Linked DNA regions of Homo sapiens: all the other regions are linked to region 3. The links are chromatin loops, found by intact Hi-C in ENCODE. Cell type or tissue: PC-9. All regions are shown on one strand. Region 1 has its middle 120 kb from the start of TMEM170B. Region 2 overlaps NEDD9 (neural precursor cell expressed, developmentally down-regulated 9). Region 3 has its middle 110 kb from the start of NEDD9.

Region 1 (5,000 bases), 70 kb after region 3:
AAAATGTCCCAGAACTGTTGAAGCAAGTTATTTTTAGACAACTTTACTCTAAAATATGTTGGTTCCTCTGAATGAGTTCACAGCGTATACTGCATACCCCTTTGGTCTGATCCTCTTGAACAAAAACACCTCCATTTTTCCTTTTTATTACATAATAAAATAAAATGAGCAGTCTCCCAGCGCCATCCCAGAAGTACTCCTCCACTGAATGCTCTTTTTTTGTTGGCTTCTATCTACACATTTGCCTTCCTGTGAACCCTTTGCCCTACTTTTGTAACCTAAAGACATTAATAGAAACTTAAGTTCTTTCCACCATTCATTTTGTTTTTTGGTTGTCCCCATTTTTAACTCATGAGGTCACTCTGTGTTTCATCAGATTTCCTACACTGCAGCCTTCTGCTATTTTTCTACTAGAACAGCCGAGGACTAACACTTTATATGGCATTGCAAGGGAAGAAGGATTAAGCCATTGGTAGTTGCAGAGATCTGACTTGGTGATAAGAGATCTGCCAGTGATTAGAGACCCCACCTAGTTGGTCTTAAAATGGAATTAGTCCAGATGGTGCCAATGGGAATTAAGGGACTGCATGGTCCCAGAGCAAACACAATACCTGTCTTTTGGATGCTCTTAATCTCAGGGGCAAAGGAGGGAAATGGGGCTTTCAGAGGCTGAGCCACACATTCCCCCGTGATTATAGTGGTAAATACTTGTGATTTAAAGTGACTGTTTATCAGATACTAGAAATGTCTTTTAAATCCTTAAAGGAGTATAAAGGTCTGTTTGAGAGTCACGTGTTATGGAAATTAACAGGAGTTTTAAAGTCATTTATACATATTTCTGAGACTGCATCTACAAAGGTTTTCAATAATCTTCATTAAATATATATCTTTGGGACGAAACACAAGATTCATCTAGAAAACATGACTTGCGGATAAATATGTTTTCTTTGTGTACCTTTTTTGCTTACAGAACCTCTTCTATGTATAGCTGGACAAATTTCAGGCGCTATATGCAAATAGGCATACCAAGAGTGCTTACTTCTTTGTTTCCAGTTTCCTAGAATTTGGCATCAGAGTTAAAGTAGATTCTTGGTAAATGTACTGTTTTTAGGTACTAGGAAAATCAGAGGCTGTCTGTACTCACAAGGTTTTTCCCCTTAAATTTGTCCTTATCAACTTGTCTGATGACAGGAGGGGCATGGTGGCTCATGCCTGTAATCCCAGCATTTTGGGAGGCTGAAAAGGGAGGATTACTTGAGTCCAGGAGTTTGAGAACAGCCTGGGCATCATAGCAAGACTCTATTCTACCAAAAAATAATTTTTAAAAATTGTCTGATAACAGATCAATGTCCAGTCTTCAGCTTTAAGCTCAAATCTTTGGTGAAATGCACATAATCTGACTGAAATATTTTTTTGTATTGTTATTCATTATACTTTAATGTAAATGAACATTCTCAGAGACTTTGACAAGGAGTGGAGAGGAAAGCTCAGGGGACTGAGTTGCTGTGGGTGATAATGAGGAAAGCATCTCTGAGAGTGAAAATGAATACATCCTGACAGCTTAGTTCAACAGTTATTCATGGGGTGGCCTTGCTCTCGTTCATGAAACTAGTGCATTTCCTTCAAAGGGGAGGAGCTTCCAAACTTTAACATGCTATGTGTGCAAATAGGAATGGAATATATAGTGTCATGGAATCTAAGTCCAGCTGCCATTTTTGGAGGCTCCCTCTTGTGGGCATGCACCCATCTATGTCAATGTGGGCAAATCAAACTTGCCGCCATTAAGAAGTCTTAGACGCGTGCATATAATGCACGTTCTTCATGGTCAACTTTCTTACTGCTGGATGACAGAATTGACTTTTGAGGCTGAATGATGCCAAAATTTCTTGTCACATTACAGAGTTTGCATGTAGTTTTCCTTTCTTTCGATATCTTTGGTTTTGGTGTCAGGTAATACTGGTCTTATAGAAGAAAGCCTCTCATCTTTTATTTTTTGGAAAAGTTTACGAAGGGTTGGCATTCTTCTTTAAATGTTTGGTAGAATTCACCAGTGAAGCCACTTGCACCTGGGCTTTTCATTGTGAAAAGTTTTTGTTGTTGTTGTTAATTTTTATTACTATATGTGTAAGGAAAAAGAAAGATTAGTGGTTGCCTAGTGACCTCTAGGTAGTGACTAATTGCCTAGTGATTTCTAGGAGAAGCTCAGGGTTTCTTTTTGGGGTGATGAACATATTCTATAATTAGATTGTGGTAAGGTTGTGTAATTATGTGAATATACTAAAAATCACTGAATTGTTCACTTTAAATGAGCGAACTAGTATGTGAATTATATTTTTGTGAAGTCATTTAAAAAACAGGTATTGATTCTTTTCATCCTCTCTACTGCTTCTCTTGTTTCTATATTATTAATTTCTGCTTTCTTAAAACTTCTTTAGATTGCTCTTTCTTAAACTTAATTATATTTACTTTATTAATTAATTTAATTAAAATTACATGTTTACCTTTAAGAAGCACTTACAGCTAACATTTTTATAGGTAGTACTTTTATTCTGTTGTAAATATTTTTTAATTCTGTCATAAATGTCTATGTCCCTAAAATCATAGGCTTAAAATACGTAGGTATTTGAATATTTTGCAACATTTACTGTGATTTCCCTTTTTGTCCTCATGAGTTACCTAAGAAGACATGTCAAAAGTTTTCCAGATATGTTTGTGTTTCCTATCTCTTAGTGAATTTCAATTTTTGTTACCATGTGTACTTATCTTTACTCTTACTAATGCATTATGTCTGAAATTCTATTTTGTCTAATACTGATATTGTTACACAAAATTTCTTTGCTTATGTTAAAATAAAAACTTTAGACTAATTAAATTTGGCAGACTTTATTTGAGCAAAGAAAGATTCATGAATCAGGAAGCATTCAAGCCAGAAGGGGTTCAGAGAGCTCTGCCTAGCAATGCAAGCAGCAAGCTTTTACAGGCTGAACACAGAAGCAAAGTAGAGAAATCACCTGATTGGTTACAGGTAAACTTCAACTTTATTTGAACCTGGTGTGATGTGGCACTTTCCTGTTTGGGCATGGCATAATGAGTTGGCTGCCTGTGATTGGCTGAAACTCAGCTATTTGTTGAACTCCTAAATTAAGTTTCAGTTTGTTTACGCACTAAGTTAGGTTGCAGTTTGTTATGTAGGAATTCAAAGAATCAACACAGCCTCAGGCTAATGGCCTTCTACTTATTTAACAATTATTAATTGCAAGTTTTCACTTTTCCCATTACTTTCAATCTTTCTGTCTGATTGTGCTGGAGATTTTTAGTGTTTCTTATAGACATCAACTAGCTAGCTTACAAAGCTCTATCTGTTAGTTTCTGTCATTTATCAGATGCATTTAATTCATTTTCACTGTCATAATCACTGATATATTTGCATTTATTTCTACTACCCTATTTTCCTTTTACTATCCATTTTTATTGGATTTAAAAAATGTATTTCCATGCCTTCTTTTGGATAAAGCTGTTTTTTAATAATATCCTTCATGAATATTACCCCCCACTGTTGGCTTGGAAGCATTTCTATCATTTTAAGGTATTTCAATTACCATCTCTAATCTTCAACTATAATATTTTTCCTAACATCTAAATTTATTGAGAAAATTCCTGAATGTTACAAAACCCCTGGGTATATTTAACTACCTATTAAATAACTACCTCCTAGAGATTTTAAAGATTTCCCAAAATTGCTAAACTAGCTTTTAAAATTGTCAACATTAAATTAATAAACCGACAATTTGTTAATATTGTGTTTACCACTCTTTCTTGTATCCTATGTGCCTTCCCTCTGGGTCGACTTTTCTTTTTGCTTAAATATATCCTTTAATATTTGTGCTCATGAGCATCAATTAATGGTAAACTCTCTAGGCTCTTTAAGAGTCTAAAGGTCTAAAGTTGCCTTTGTCTTTTTTTTTTTTTTTTTTTTTTGAGATGGAGTCTCACTCTGTTGCCCAGGCTGGAGTGCACTGCTGTGGTCTCGGTTCACTGCAACCTCTGCCTCCCAAGTTCAAGCGATGCTCCTGCCTCAGCCTCCTGCGTAGATGGGACTACAGGCACGTGCCACCACCCCCAGCTCATTTTTTGTATTTTTAGTAGACACAGGTTTCCTCCGTATTAGCCAGTACGGTCTCAATCTCCCAACCTTATGATCCACCCCACCTCAGCATCCCAAACTGATGGGATTACAGGTGTGAGCCACCCCACCTGGCCTATTTCTTCTCATTTTTTAAATCATAGTTGGGGAATAAAACTTTAGTCTGAGTTAATTTTACTGAACATTTTGAGCATGATTCTTTCCTGAAATCCTCTGGTGACTGAAATCAGTGGGTTCTTGGTCTCCCTAACTTAAAGGGTAAAGCCGCAAACCCTTGCAGTGAGTGTTACAGTTCTTAAAGGTTGTGGGTCTGGAGTTTGTTCCTTCAGCTGTTCAGACAGGTTCAGGGTTTTTTCCTTCTGGTGGGTTCGTGGTCTTGCTGGCTTCAAGAGTTAAACTGCATACCTTCCTGATGAGTGTTATAGCTCTTAAGGTGATGTGTCTGGAGTTGTTCATTACCCTTTCACGGTCTTGCTGGCTTCAAGAGTGAAACTACAGACCTTTGCAGTGACTGTTACAGCTCACAAGAGCAGTGCAATGCTGACCCAAAGAATCAACAACATCAAGATTTATTTTAAAGAACCAAAAAACAAAGCTTACACAGAGTACAAGCACACCCAACCAAATTGCCACTGCCGGGCTGGAGCAGCCTGCTTTTATTCCCTTCTTTGGCCCCACCCACATCCTGCTGATTGGCCCATTTTACAGAGAGCTGATTGGTCTGTTTTGACAGGGTGCTGATTGGTGCATTTACAATCCCTGAGCTAGACACAGAGTGCTGATTGGTGCGTTTACAATCCTTTAGCTAAACACAAAAGTTCTCCAAGTCCCTACTAGATTAGCTAGACACAGAGCA
Region 2 (5,000 bases), 140 kb before region 3:
CTGGTTTAAGTGTGCCATGCTTTAAGAAAACCAAGTATTACAAAAATTAATCAAATAAATCAGAGGCGATTGTGGCATTGCTAAAGGCTTCTTTGCTTCAAAAAACTGATATACTGTAGGATCCCTTTAAAGAGAGGACTCCTTGGCACTCTTCAAATGTTACTGGAGTTACATCCTACTTTTTTTTTTTTTTGAGACAGAGTTTTGCTCTTGTTGCCCAGGCTGGAGTGCAATGGCGTGATCTCAGCTCACTGCAACCTCTGCCTCCCAGGTACAAGCGATTCTCCTGTCTCAGCCTCCGAAGTAACTCGGATTAACAGGCATGCACCACCATGCCTGGCTAATTTTTTTGTATTTAGTGGAGACGGGGTTTCATGGTATCAGTCAGACTGGTTGCAAACTCCTGACCTCAGGTGATCTACCCACTTCGGCCTTCCAAAGTGCTGGAATTACAGGCATGCGCCACTGCGCCCGACCTACATCCGACTTTTGAGGAACACACATTGTCCTATGTGAGTGGCACTGACACACTTTAAACAGGAGCAGCACATCTCTCTAGAAGTTATCTTGACAACGTTTAAGGCACAGCTAGTTAGAATGAAGTGCTTTTGATTGCTGACAGTTTCTAGTTCTGCATTTTGCACAATGTAGTCAAGCAAGTCTTTTTTTAAAGATTTGTACAACCAGGCCGGGCGTGATGGCTCATGTCTGTAATCCCAGCACTTTGGGAGGCCGAGGTGGGCAGATCACCTGAGATCAGGAGTTTGAGACCAGCCTGACCAATATGATGAAACCCCGTCTCTACTAAAAATACAAAAATTAGCCGGGCAAGGTGGTGGGCACCTGTAATCCCAGCTACTTGGGAGGCGGAGACAGGAGAATCGCTTGAACCTGGGAGGCGGAGGTTGCAGTGAGCCAAGATTGCGCCATTGCATTCCAGCCTGGACAACAAGAGTGAAACTCCATCTCAAAAATAAAAAAAAAGATGTGTTCAACGAATATTGTTTATCATGAAATTAAATAAATAAATTTATTCTGTTTTCTCTCTCTCACAGTGTTCTCCTACTTAGCCAGACATCATATTAAAGCAGTCTCTTACCTCTTCACTCTGATAAGCACAGTCATTTAGCATGAAATCATTGAAAAAGGAGGGTTAACCTCTGTTTGCTTTGGTGTGGGTTTATAAGAAGTTACTAATGCACTCTTAGAAATATGCATTATCTATAAAATTTAGAACGAAGTGCAACTGAGTTTGAAGGCTTTGGCACTGGCCAAACAAAAAGGACCTTTGTTAATTTTTAAGGAGGGGTGTTAGAGTTTGCTCATTGCTTTGGCTCGGGTGACTTGTCTGAGAAAAGATAACTTCTCATTTTCAAAGTGAGCTCATAAAGTCCTGCCCTTCAAGAGCTGAATGACCTCCAGTTTTGTGTAATATTAAAATGTATCTTGAAACTTCAGGGGTGACATTTTAGATGGCAAGTACAGTTCTCTGCATAGCCCCAAAACCCATGTATCGAGGCAAACAATTCATATACATTAGGATTATCTTTATGTAGAAATGTACAATTCTGGAACATAGTTGTACTTTATTGATTTATAAATGAGGAAACCGAAGTACCCTCTGCCCTAGGAGTATTTTTTGGGTGTGTACGTATTTTGTGTGTGTATAGGCAAGGAACAGGAGAAAGTGAGGTGAAGTCAGAATTTAACTTTTCTGGAAGCTTTCATTTCCTCTAAACCTATTTTTTGCTTGTTGTTAGACAAGTCATGCTGCTAATATATAGCACTTAGTTGGCTAGTATCTGAGTGTCGCTCTGGGCAACCAGATTGCACAATGCCTCAAATTCCAATAAGGGAAGTCCTTGTTCCTTAGCCAACAGCTTATGGGTGTCTGTGTGTGTGTATGTGTATGTGTATGTACGTGTATGTGTGTAATTTGTGATGACTCAGTGTCTAGGAAGGTACAAACATTGTAGCTAATCTATTTCTGTTTCTTACATTACCTTTCAGGAATGGGCCTGGAAGACCTGGCTAAAACCTTTGAATCATTTCCTGCCAACATTTGGCCGTGACCCATTTTGGAAGGTAGAAAATGGTCCTTAAAGATGATGTCATAGGATCTTGGTAAATCTGAATATTACTTCAGTTTTCCAAGTGCCACCTCAAAGCAATACTTACCCCAGTCCAGACCATCACACACATTGCAATGGCAGACCATTCCATTTTTAAGAAGCCCTTGAGATCAATGGAATATACAACACATTCTGGGACCATAGGGAAGGGAGAAACTGCTGGGTTGCAGAGAGGAAGCTTCATGAGGGGGATGAACCTTGGAGTGGGTTTTAAAGAATGGATAGGAGTTCACAGGGAAAATAGAAGGGAAAGGCATTCTAGGTAAATCATAACATATGCAAAGGAAGTTCTGCCCCTCAGTAGAAAAAGTTAGGCCAGGCGCAGTGGCTCATGCCTATTATCCCAGCACTTTGGGAACCTGAAGCGGGCATATCACCTGAGGCCAGGAGTTCAAGACCAGCCTGGCCAACATGGCAAAACCCCGTCTCTACTAAAAGCACAAAAATTAGCCAGGCTTGGTAGCGCATGCCTATAGTCCCAGCTACTGGGCAGGCTGAGGAATGAGAATCGCTTGAACCCAGGAGCCAGAAGTTGCAGTGAGCCGAGATGGCACCACCGCACTTCAGCATGGGTGACAGAGCGAGACCCTGACTCAAAAAAAAAAAAAAAAAGCCTAGTTTTCCTCCTTAGGTGACCACAGAGGAGTTAACTAATCTTGTCTAAATTGGGCAAAATGCACAGAAGTTAAACTCTCAGATAAGCCCTTCTTTACATCACTCATGCTTTGCATCAAGGTGCTCATTGATTGTATATGAATAGTTACCCTTACAGGACACAGGCAGTGACATTCTGGAAGGTCCTTCAGCGAGGGAAATGACTGTATATAATCTGACACCTCTCATACCAGATGGTAATGAGCTGAACCATGGGATTCGAGCAGCAGCGTGTGAGGGTGGATGTGTGATAAGATCAGAACCACCTTTCAGTTAATTAAAGGTTAACTCTCATTTAACACTTTGATTCTTGCTTCCACCTGTTCATTGGTTCACTGGGCTGCTATCTGTGGGCTGATGCTCTACCAAGTGCTCAGCCTACAGCAGTCAGGAGGCAGCCATGGCCCCTGTGCTGATGGAGCTTGTAATTTAGCCCCAAACTGATCTTCAGAAAGAGGTACAACAAATAGTTCCAGCAGTTAGAATAAAAGCGACACATCCAAAGAAAAATCAGAGAAGCACATATAATTTCCCATGCAGATCAACTGTGAAATGGATGAACTCAGGTAGCAATTTCACTGATCTTTGAAGCAGAGAAATGAGACTATTTTAGATCTTTTTAGGCTTTTGGTTTTGAACATTTGTAGATTTCATTTACCCCAAACCATAATCCCATATTAAGTAGAATTTTTGCTGTTAAAAATTGAAAACTTTTTTTCTTCCTTTATAATTCAGTTTTTCAAATTATTCGACTATGAGTAACTTATTTAATTTAGGATTGCCTGTGGGTTCTTGGCAACCATGATGCATATTTAGAAATCTTTGCAAAGTGAGAAAAATATAACCTACATACTGTTTTCTAATATGATGAAATAGTTATAAGCCCTAAATAAAACAATTAATGGGGCAGACATGATATGGTTTCCTAGACATTGACCTAAATGTTTATTAATTTCTATTTTGCAGTTTTTGTGTTTCATATTTTGGAGTCAAAAGATCTTTTATTCAGCTCCCAAACATTCTTATAGGCACTGGGCATATTGCCTACAACGCCTAATGGATAAAACGGCCCTGTGCACAAAACACAGAGTGAAAAAGACCAATGAAATTAAGTAAAGGTGTCAGCGTATATGGTTTTCAGATAACTTGGAGAGTTTTTTTCCACCCTTTGCAGAATTCTTGCAGAACCAAAGAGAAAGCCACACACTCAAAAAACACAGCATATGTGTTAGCAAGAAAGCACTTGTACCTTCGGTGTGTCGTAAGAAACACAACAGGGCTGATGTAGTAGGAAATAAACTCTGAGAAAGGAAACGCAAGGTGAGAGGAATGCATTCTTTTAAGCCCCTGCCATGCTAAGCACTGAGCCAGGGACTTTCTATGTATGCTTCTGTTTAATTCTCACGACAGCCTATGAAGTAGTTAGTATCATTCCCATTAAACAGATGAAGAAACCAAGGCGTAGAGATGGTCAGTAACTTACCAAAGGATATACAGCTATGGAGAAACAACCCAGCATCAGCTGAACCCTGAAGGCCTTACTCTCTCCACAATTCTCACACTGTCTGCTTGTTTCCTAAAAGGGTGGGGATTTTATGACTATATTTCTTTCTCTAAATGCTGATTTAATATGTGATGAATGTCAGTTAGTGTGGAGGGGATGCAAGAGGGTGGGTAGAGGTTGGAGTTTCCAAGAGAGCAAAGTTGAAGTGATAGAAGGCAGAATTCACTGTCTTTTTTTTTTCCTTAAGTGATTCATTAGTAGAAAAAAGCAGTGCTGGGTAAAACTTCGGAAGCCCACAGTCTGTAGCAATATCAAGGGAATTTTGAACTATGGAAAGTCCCAAATCATAATCAGATTGGAGCATGTCCCAGCCCCTTCATGGTCCCTTTACAGTGTTTCTCAAAGTCTAGTCCTAGGCCACCACCCACAAAACTATGCAAGGAGCTCAATAAGATGCAGATTCCTGGGCCCCCAACCAGACCTACTGGATTAATTTCTCTGAGGGAAAGACCTGGGAATCTGCATTTAAACTCACTGCCCTACCTCTCTGGGTGATTCTATGCCCATTAACATTTTTAAACCCCACCCCGGTGGCTCAGAATAAGATTCCACTGCCTCCTTATTTTCTTATTCAAGAGCTTTTAAAGACCATAGCTTAAACTACCAGGCATATCTAGTTCTGGGCTCATATTATCTTACAGATGAAAAAT
Region 3 (5,000 bases):
GTAGTGTAATCCATAGTAAAAAATGAAAGCAAAGGAACTATTCTAAGATGGACCAAATGTTGGATTTAGAAAATAAAGACATTAAAACATATATGTTTTACAATATATATTCAAAAAATATATTAATTAATTAGAGACAAATGGCCCTAAGTTGTGAGTAAATGAGGAATTTTTAGTAGATAAATGGGAACCCTAAAAAGAAACAAATGGAAATTCTAGAATTGTGCAATGCCTGAAGTGAATCATTCATCGGAAGAGCTTGCCAGCAGGTTGGAGATGATAGAAGAAAAAGTGAAGTTGGAGACACAGCAGTAGAAAATATCAAATCTGAAGAACAGAAATAAAAAATATTAAGGAAAAAATGAACAAAGGGTCAAAGACCTATGGAACAATATCAGACAGTCTAACTTACGTCTATTTGGTGTCCCAGAAGGAGGAGAGAGAGAGAGAGAGCAGAAAAAATATCTGAAGAAATAGTGGCCAAGAGCTTCCCAAAATTTTAAAAAATGACTTAAAAATCCACGAAGCCCAAGTAAGATGAAGATAAAGGAAGCCCCACCTAAGTACATCAGTCAAATGACTGAACACTGAAGATAAAGTAGAATGTTAAAAGCAGCCAAAGAAAAAGACACATACAGAGGAACAAAGTTAAGAATTATTACTAGTGCTCATCAGAAACAGTAGAGGCTAGAAGACAATGAAACAACATCTTTGGAGATGTAAAAATCCTATTCACACAGAATTCTATATAAATTGAATAAAAATAGTCTTCAAAATTGAAGGTGAAATGAAGACATTTTCAGATAAGCAAAATCTGAGAAGATTCATCACAAGCAGATCTGAACTACAGGCAATGCTAAAGGATGTTCTTCAGTATAAAGAGAATAGTACCAGGAAGAAACCACACAAAGAATGAAGAGTAATAGAAACAATAAGTAACTGAGTAAACAAATTATAAAACATTCATACAATAGACTCAGTAATAAAAAAATAATGACTGATAAATGCAGTAACATGGCTTCAACTAACCAAAGGAAGCCACATTCAAAAGACTTAACATGCATAGTTGCATATTAAATTCTAGGACAGGAAAAACTAACCTATAATGATGTAAATAGTATCTGTGGTAGCTTGAGTGGGAGTAGGAGACTAAATATGAAAAAGAAAGAGGGACGTTTCAAGGAAATGGAAATTTTCTGTAGCTTGATTAGGGTAGTGGATGTATACATTAGTCAAAAGCCACTCATCTGTACACTTAAAATGTGGGAATTTTACAGAAGATAAATTACACCATGGTAACATTGGCTGAAAAAAAAAACCTTAAAAAAGGTAACTTCGGCCCAGTGCCGTGGCTCACGTCTGTAATCCCAGCACTTTGGGAGGCTGAGGCGGGTGGATCATGAGGTCAGGAGTTCGAGACCAGCCTGACTAACATGGTGAAACCCCGTTTCTACTAAAAGTACAAAAAATTAGCTGGGTGTGGTGTCATGCGCCTGTAATCCCAGCTACTCAGGAGGCTGAGGCAGGAGAATTGCTTGAATCTGGGAGGCAGAGGTTGCAGTGAGTGGAGATGGCGCCACTGCACTCTAGCCTGGGCAACAGAAGGTGGCTCTGTCTCAAAAAAAAAAAAAAGTACCTTCTCAATGAGGCTTTCCCTGAGTACCCTATTTAAAACTGCACCCCACTACTCCACTACTCCCTAGCACATATCTCTGTCTAACACACTGGATATTTTTGTCTTGCTTTATATTACCTCCTAGAATGTAACTTCCATTTGGGCAAGAACTTTTGCCTGTTATGTTCAGAGCTGTGGACCATACCAAGAACAGTGCCTAGCACAAAATGCATGCTCAATAAATTTACATGAATGAATGAATAAAGGAATATATGAATGAATGAATTTACCTTCTTTACTGCTATCAGATATAAGATGAGTAGACAGGCTAAAATCATACTGTGAAACTCAATATGCTGTGAAACTCAAGACACCAGATTTTAGTCTAATTCCAATTTACAGGGCAAGAAACCTAAGTAAAAGGGTATTAAACATAGACTAAATACACGGGCCAGCAGTTGGCATGCTATGTGAGGTGCTTCATCTAGGCTCTTGGGTGAACTATAGATGTTTACAATAAAGGTAACCAGATATCTGTCTGTACTTTATCCATTGGAAGATAGGACTGTTTTAGAGAATTAGGATAAGGGGGAGAGAAGTGAAGTTATTTCTCAAGAGACAGGGTGAGTAGGCTGCTATCTATCACCAAGCAATCTACTACATCCTGGCCTCTTTTAAGTTTTCAGTGAATTAGTAAGTCTAAACTCTTAGGTGTAGTGGGCTCATGACACTTGGGTTGCATACATCTCTGGCTACAAAAATGTGCTGATAAGAATATGTGATAGACATAATATTCTAACATGAATGTGAGCGCAATTCCACAGTTAGAAATCTCACATAACATCAAATTCCAGAGAGTTAAAAAAATTCACCTGGTCCACTCTGTTGGAAAGTCCCCGTTGTTGAAGATGTTTATCCTGGAGAAAGAGGGCACCTTCAAAGTGGCGAAAGGCTAAGATAGGAGTGTGGACAAAATATCAGCAGCATCCCATGGCAACACATTCCTGTCGTAAGCATCACACTCTTCCAAAGAAAAGATCAAGCTGCATTTAAGTTTCAGGTGGGGCATGTTTATTTCAGGTAAGCAGTTGATAAAATAAGATTCCAATCTACAAAGTCATGTGGATGACTCTGCAGTGTGTGACCTCAATGCCACCTCCTTCGGGGCAAACTCCAGCCTATGGCTGATCTCTACTGCACCTAGATGGCATAGCACATGCTTTAGCATGTGACTACAATCTGCTTGGTGCTGTGTCCAGGTTGTTAGCCAGCACTGCGCCTCTCCTCCTGTGTCCATCATGAGCATCAGCCTCTCCAGCCCTGATGTTCAGAACACAGTTACCTTATCTCCTCATTTGCTTTTATTACTAAAAATCCCTTTCATTTCTTGTTTTCCCATCTCTCTTTCTTTTCCCCTACTCTCCACCCATTACAGAGTCAGTATTCAAAAAAAAGTGGAGATTGGGAACAGGTGTGGAAAAGAGTCGAAGTACTCATACTTCTCATTTCAAGCCCTTCTGCTGGTTAAAATTATAAATGCCAGGAGTCAGCCCTTTCAACAAAAAGGAAAGGAATCTGGGGGAATTCTTGTGGAAGTAGAGAAGATATTATGGAAGAAAGGTATTTTTGTAAGATCTTGTCTAGAATAGGGCGGTGGAGAAGAGGGCTTAGAAAGAGGGACCGGGGTGAGGCAGGATGAGAAGGGGAGTGAGAGTAAGAGAGAAAATAAACTTACAGATTCTTAGAGAAGAAGGAGGGAGAAGAAATCCACCCAAGGGAATATCAAAGATAACTCAGCAGGGAAGAGCTGGGGCTAGGGAATGAGAGATGAAGATGAGCTGATTTAATGCTTTAAATCTAAGCCAAGAAAACTGAGTGACAAGGAACTGTGACATCTGTGACTTATTTTGACAGTGTCTTGTTTTGGGCAGTGTGAGGGAGTGTCAGGGTTTTGAGTTACTTGTACATGGAGCTGTCTTGGTTCTCAGGACAGCAATAGAAGAGATGGAGCATCGAGCAAGACAGCAGGTGAGAGAGAGAGAGTGTGTGTGTGTGTGTGCTACATTTGAACACCTTAAAGGAGACTCACCTCCTGCCAACTATATGTGGAGCCAGGATCTCCGCACATCCCTATGCTGTGATAGCTACAGGGGATCGTGGCTTCACTTCCAGGGGAACCTTAGATCATACAAGATGGGAACTGCTCTTAGCTCTCCTGTCTTCCGCCACCAAGTTTCCAAAGAGACTTCCTGGAGTAGGAATGATCTTTTCACCCTCATCAACACTGGTAGAGGACTTTTCTCTGAGTAGAAAGTACATGACACATCATGCATTGGTTGCAAACACCAATACAGTAGGAAGTAAAGCAGCATTTTAGCTGAGATCGAAGGCCAAGTCAGTGTGAGAGACAGAGCATAAACAATTTCCAAGTTTATCTTGTACCACCATTCCCTGGCTCATGCCTTGCAGGCCAACTGGCCTCCTGGTTGTTCCTCGAACACAACTTCTGCACCTGCTCTGTTTGCGTAAAAGCTCTGATCTCAGACCTCCAGGTACTCTGCCCCCAGGACCTCCCTATCTAAGGCATCTCCTACAACACCATGTCTCATTTTCAGGTTCTTCATGGCACTTGCCACTCTCTGACATGGTCTAGCGTGTTTATTTATTTATTTGGCTTTTTTGTGTCTCCACCATTAGCATATAAGCTCCATGATAACAGGGATCTTGTCTATTTTCTCCAGCACTGGGGACAGTGTCTGGCACACAGAAAGTCTTCAGAAGATGCTCTTTGAATGAACAAACATGGCTGTGAATGTAATATTTGTACCTTTTATGTTCCATGGAAGGGTTTTGTTCTGCACTAGGTACTGATTCAGTACATTCTCCCAGTCCTACTATTCCATGTCATGATGGTGGCAGCCCTTAACTGACTAAAGAATGTGGGAGACCAGTGCTAACAGTTCAAGACCCACCCAAAAGAGCAACGCTGTTAATTAAGGGAACAAATGTCTGTGGTTCACTTTCGTTGTACTGTTATAAGAAGGCTCGGAGGCCCCCCCCCCCGAGGTGAGTGGAAAGCCCTCTCTTTACTGGGTAAAATAAACCCAATTATGATGGATACACTAGAATTCCCAGGCAAAGATGTCTTGGCTCTGTCTTTGATTCATCTCCATAGTTTCTGTTTGAGGCTGGTCTGGACTCTCATCGGGGAAGGAGGGGGCTGGGGAGGACTGGAGTTATAGATAGGATCTGGACTGACTGCTGGTTGAGCAGCCACTTTCAACTTTTCAAGGCTCTTGACTTGCTTTGATCACTCAGCCAGTAGCTGCTTAGGGCAGCAACCCTGAATTTGTGCTTAGTAGGGGGCTGGCTCATGGGCACCCAT

The links. Hi-C counts contacts between places; a loop is a spot of excess contacts. Peaks named below come from ENCODE experiments on the same cell type or tissue, not always from the same donor. Only the 100,000 strongest peaks of a DNase experiment are listed, where the experiment ranks them.
Region 1: it touches region 3 in a loop (16-fold over the local background); 8 of 110 quality-filtered maps call a loop at or near these places.
Region 2: it touches region 3 in a loop (17-fold over the local background); 5 of 110 quality-filtered maps call a loop at or near these places.

Annotation. Positions count from the first base shown.
Region 1 is chr6:11,411,723-11,416,722 of GRCh38, forward strand. No RefSeq gene overlaps it. Among named protein-coding and RNA genes, the nearest start is that of TMEM170B, 120 kb to the right of the region's middle. In PC-9, no CTCF peak of the experiment used is centred here; DNase peaks (open chromatin) are centred at 479, 2,179, 3,089 and 4,563; H3K4me3 peaks cover 236 bases; H3K27ac peaks cover 4,995 bases.
Region 2 is chr6:11,205,451-11,210,450 of GRCh38, forward strand. The region is part of intron 2 of NEDD9 (neural precursor cell expressed, developmentally down-regulated 9); the gene reads right to left. Among named protein-coding and RNA genes, the nearest start is that of NEDD9, 25 kb to the right of the region's middle. In PC-9, no CTCF peak of the experiment used is centred here; a DNase peak (open chromatin) is centred at 1,971; H3K4me3 peaks cover 642 bases; H3K27ac peaks cover 4,197 bases.
Region 3 is chr6:11,341,811-11,346,810 of GRCh38, forward strand. It overlaps a transcript of NEDD9 not described here. Among named protein-coding and RNA genes, the nearest start is that of NEDD9, 110 kb to the left of the region's middle. RefSeq lists an enhancer at 2,147-3,346. In PC-9, no CTCF peak of the experiment used is centred here; a DNase peak (open chromatin) is centred at 2,671; H3K27ac peaks cover 3,564 bases.